Regions from separate parts of the Mus musculus genome. Here region 1 is linked to region 2. A link is a loop called in an ENCODE intact Hi-C map of the cell type or tissue named here. Cell type or tissue: heart. All regions are shown on one strand.

Region 1 (2,500 bases), 210 kb after region 2:
CAGAAAGGCTATGAAAACTATGAACAGAAAGATAAAAATTATAAGCAAAGACAGGCGAAGGAGTTATGCTGTTTTCCAAACATCAACCTTTTACAGAAATTGAAGCCCAATTTAATCATTTCCCAACCCAGAACAGTTAATTGATATGCAACAGGTACCCGTTTGAATCCGATCGCTCACTACCGTGGACTCTACTTACTTTGCTTTCTGCCATTTACAAGCTTCATTAAAGACACCCACAAAGAGGTAACCAGTTGAATGGAGTTAGGCTCAGATAAGGAAAAAAAACAACAACAACAAAACAAAACAAAACAAAACAACTCGTAATCTCTACCTACAAACTGACATCCCAGAATGTCAGGTGGGGAAGGTACCCTTTACAGTCTACCATTATATATACAAGTCTCAGGTTGTGAAACAACGCACTTTTTGGAGTTGTACAATTACAAACACTCAACTCGACCCACTCCAAGGGGAGGGGGGGAATCCACCTGCAATCCTCATTGGTCCACACCGTTCCGGCCCACATGGTGTCAGTGGGTGTTTCCCTCTACACCAGCCGTCTCACTGGCTGTGTGGAAACACTGTTTAATAGGCTGTGATTTGGGGGATTGTCAAACTCCACGCCTCCTTAAGCTTGCCAATGGGCCCTAGATACTGGCGGTTACTCTGCGATTCAAAGGGCAAACTGGTAGCCTGAGATGCACGCCCCAAAAGATGTGCTCGGAGAAGGGAGCAGTGAGCCCCGGGCTGTGCCAGCCCGCCCTCCTCCTAGTCCCAGACCCAAGATCAGTCGGGTTGTTTGCCCCACGGCCACCAATAACAGCGGGCAGTGCGTTCTCCCAGCCGCTACGGTGACCGAGGGAGCAGCTCCAGCTAGTGTCTGACCGACCCAGTAGGCGGATCGGACTAGACAGGCGCCACCGCGGGCCGCCACCTTGGACGCCCGACGCCTCTAGGGAGGACGCAGTCCAGAGCGGCACTCTGTCGCCCCCCTCGACCGCGGGCACCGGCGCTTCCCTGCCGGCAGGACTTACGCGGCCTGTTCTTCCTCCCGGAGTCCATCCTCCTCCGCAGCCGGCATTTCTTGGCCGGAGAATCATGCTGGGCGAACAGCGGCTGCGGCTGCAGCTCGGACGGGAGCTGGAAGCGTGGGGCCGGCGGGTCGCGGCTGCTGGCGGCCGACGGGTGGAAGCCGTTGTGCAGCAGCCCGTTCACGGCGGCCGCGGCGCCCTCGGGGGCCCCCGGGGACTGCAGGGCCGCGCGCTCGTGTTGCGCGCCGCGGTCGCCCATGCCCGGGACCGGCGGAGCGGTGCGCGGGCTCCGGCTCTGGCAGCCTCGCTGGAGGTCACGGTCGGCCGTTCCCCGATCTTCCGATCCACCCTGGGGCTTGCTCTCCCGCAGCCTCGGCGCCGCGGTCGGGAGCTGGTGGCCCCGGCGCTCCTCCCCTCCTCCCGTCGGCGTCCCCACGTCTTCGGCGAGCTGGGCCCCGCGCACCGGGCTTGCTGCTCTCGCCCGCAGCGTGTCGGCATCGCGCGCAGCTGCGGGAACCTCGGTGGACCCCGGCCGGGGAGCCCGCCTCCCCCTCATCCCAAGGCCGAGCCACTTCAAATGCGGCTTCCTCGCCTCCCAGACCTGTCCCCGCCACTGAGCATGCCCAGTCCTACCCGCCACCGCCACCGACGAGTTTCAACGTGCGGAATGAAGTTCTCGGGGTTTGCGAAGAGGAGATAGGCGGATGGGGCTTTGTGTGGCGGAGCGAGCCTAAAGGGTACTGGGTGAGGTAGGCACGAGACAGCCAGAAGCCTCGGGAGGAATGCCGGAGGAAGCCAGATATTTGCAGAGGTTTCAGGTTTGCTAATCCTATCCCCAGTGGGCTAGTACCTTCACAAGGTCACCCATGCTACATCCCCGCCCCACGAAAGTGTGTGAGCAGGCGCGCGTGCGTTAATGTGACCAAACTACTCCCAGGTCTGAAGGGAGGGAAGAGAACAATTATTTATAGAGAGGTAGGCAGCCTTGGAGAAGGAGGGGAGTGAAATTCCTTGGTTGGCACACTCACACAAACAGCATGTGTTCTCGAGTTGTCGTTTGCAGAGAGGAAACCTAGGAAGAGAGAGAAAGGACAGTGAAGGACAAAACTAGGCAGGAATAACCGGTGCTAGAAGAAACCAAGTAAACAGAACCGATCCCAAGCTATAAAAAGCGCATTCCTCACCCAGAAAAGACCGGCAGGGGACAATGCCCTGTTCTGTTATTTATGAAATAAAAAGTTGCCTTGGTTATGAGAAGGGGAACCAGCACCATGATAGCCCTCAGAGTTAGCCCCCAGTTCCCAGTTCCGATTCCCACTGACACTGAGCAAAAGACAAAGTCAGTACTTAACACACCTGTTATAGGCAGTGCCCAGCAAGCGGGACACATTTGGGTATTGGGGACTTCTTGAGGCCTTAGCTTTTGTGTCTGTCCAAAGGGGACTCTTGTGTGTCACAAAAGTACC
Region 2 (2,500 bases):
ATTATAGGATTTAAGAACAGGCTTCTAAGAGATAACAACCAAACATGACTAAATAAAATACAATAAGATGAAGCAAAAACTATTATCAATAGTCCCAGTAATGCAAAGATTTCGCTGTAGTAGTTCTGCTAATTTGTTAATCACAGCTGATTCTTCAGCCCCGGGTAACCAAAACCACAGAATCTTCGAAATCAAAACAGCAATTGCCCTAACAAGAGTCTTTAATCATCCCTCTGAAATTTCACAAACCAGGCCTCCATCTTCTGCATGGTTTTCAACATTATCTTCCGAGCTCCTACAGGAACTCCCACAGAGCTCTTAAGAACAAATGGATCTTCTAGCCCAAAGTTCCAAAGTCCTTCCACAGTCCTCCCCAAAACATGATCAGGTTGTCACAGGAATACCCAACTATGCTGCTACCGATTTGTCTTAGTCAGGGTTTCTATTCCTGCACAAAACATCATGACCAAGAAGCAAGTTAGGGAGGAAAGGGTTTATTCGGCTTACACTTCCACTTTGCTGTTCATCACCAAGGAAGTCAGGACTGGAACTCAAGCAGGTCAGGGAGCAGGAGCTGATGCAGAGGCCATGGAGGGATGTTCTTTACTGGCTTGCTTCCCCTGGCTTGCTCAGCTTGCTCTCTTATAGAACCCAGGACTACCAGCCCAGGAATAGCACTAACTACAATGGGCTGGGCCCTCGCCCTTGATCTGGATCTCATGGAGGCATTTCCTCAAGGGAGGATCCTTTCTCTGTGATAACTCCAGTTTGTGTCAAGTTGACACACAAAACCAGCCAGTACACTCTCTCAACATATTAGATCACTTCATAACACTGTAGAGTTCACAATGTTGAAGAAAAGGGGTCAGGAATGGCGTCTTTAGCCTGATAATAGCACTGTAAGACGAAGAAGATAAATGCAGGATAGATAACAAGCAAAAGGTGGAGGACTTGACCAGCAGCCAATAAATCTCAGTGTTCCTGCTAGGCAACCTTTCTCAGTTAAGTTGGCGCGCTGCGATGCCTCACTATGTCCAGCAGGTGGCAGTGCTACATAACATCTTAATGTTAAAATGGTTTTTCTATGCCTTTGAAGCCCCTTAAAGGGAAACTTGTTTGATTCTTTTGTATAGTTAAGAGGTGAATGTTGAAGTAAGCCTTATGCTTAGTTCTGGTCTCTAGACTGTCTACTTCAAGAGGTAGATAATGTACAGGGCCTGAAAATCATATAGGAAGACCAAGGCCATATAGTGGAATTGGGTTTCTGTCCATTTAACATGATGCTGTATATCAGCTTGCTGTATATTGCCTTTATTGTTTGGCTATGTGTCTAATAACCTTTATTTCTCCAAGACTTTTATCACCAAGGGGTGTTGGATTTTTTCGAAGGCTTTTTGCAACATCTAATTAGGTGATTATGTGTTTTGTTTCTTTCAGTTTATTCATACAGTGGATTGCATTGATGGATTTTCATGTTGAACCATCCCTCCATCACTAGGATGAATCCTACTTGATCATGATGGACGATCTTTTTAGTGTGTTCTTGGATTCAGTTTGGGAGTATTTTACTGAGTATTTTTGCATTCATGTTCTTGAGGGAAATTGGTCTGAAACTTTTTTTTTCTTTCTTTCTTGAGTCTTTGGTATTAAAGTGATTATGGCCTAATAAAATGCATTTGGCAATGTTCCTTCTATTTCTATTTTTTTTGGAATAATTTGAGGAGTATTTGTATTATCTCTTCTTTGAAAATCTGGTAGAATTCTGTGACAAAACCATCTGGCCCTTCGCCTTTTTTGGTTGAGACTTTTAATGTCTGCTTCTATTTTCTTAGGGATTGTAGGCCTATTGGGCTGTTTATCTGATCATGATCTATCAAGAAAATTATCTATTTCTTTTAGATTTTACAATTTGTGAAGTACAGGTTTTTGAAGTATGACCTAATGACTCTTTGGATTTCCTCGGTGTCTTTTTAGTTCTGACTTTGTTAATTTGAATATTCTTTCTTTGCCTTTTAGCTTGGTTAAGGGTTTGTTCTATTTGTTGATTTTTTTTCAAAGAACCAACTTTTTGTTTCCTTGATTTTTTTTGTATTGTTTTCTTTGCTTCTATCTTATCAATTTCAGCCCTGAGTTTCATTATTTCCTGCCATCAACTCCTCTTGAATGTGTTTGCTTCTTTTTGTTCTAGAGCTTTCAGACATGTTGTTAAGTCACTAATATAGGATCTTAGTAATTTCTTTATGAAGGCACTTAGTGCTATGAACTTTGCTCTTAGCACTACTTGCATTATGTCCCATAAGTTTCGGTAAGTTGTGCATGCATTTTCATTAAATTCTAGAAACTCTTTAACTCCTTTCTTAATTTCTTCCTTGACCCAGTGGTCACTGATTGGAGATTTGTTCAGTTTCCATGAGTATGTAGGTTTTCTGTTGTTCTGCTTGGTATTGAGGTACAACTTTAATCCATAGAGGTCTGATAAAATACATGGGGTTATGTCAAT

The links. Peaks named below come from ENCODE experiments on the same cell type or tissue, not always from the same donor. Only the 100,000 strongest peaks of a DNase experiment are listed, where the experiment ranks them.
Region 1: it touches region 2 in a loop (3-fold over the local background); 3 of 42 quality-filtered maps call a loop at or near these places.

What each region holds. Positions count from the first base shown.
Region 1 is chr19:34,877,487-34,879,986 of GRCm38, forward strand. It overlaps Pank1 (pantothenate kinase 1), which reads right to left and starts at 1,969. Exons shown (of 7, transcript NM_001114339.2): 1 at 1,038-1,969. The coding sequence starts at 1,590. In heart, a CTCF peak has its summit at 1,000; DNase peaks (open chromatin) are centred at 605 and 1,815; H3K4me3 peaks cover 2,500 bases; H3K27ac peaks cover 2,397 bases.
Region 2 is chr19:34,665,316-34,667,815 of GRCm38, forward strand. No RefSeq gene overlaps it. Among named protein-coding and RNA genes, the nearest start is that of Ifit1, 26 kb to the left of the region's middle. In heart, a CTCF peak has its summit at 1,032 (motif pointing right); no DNase peak of the experiment used is centred here.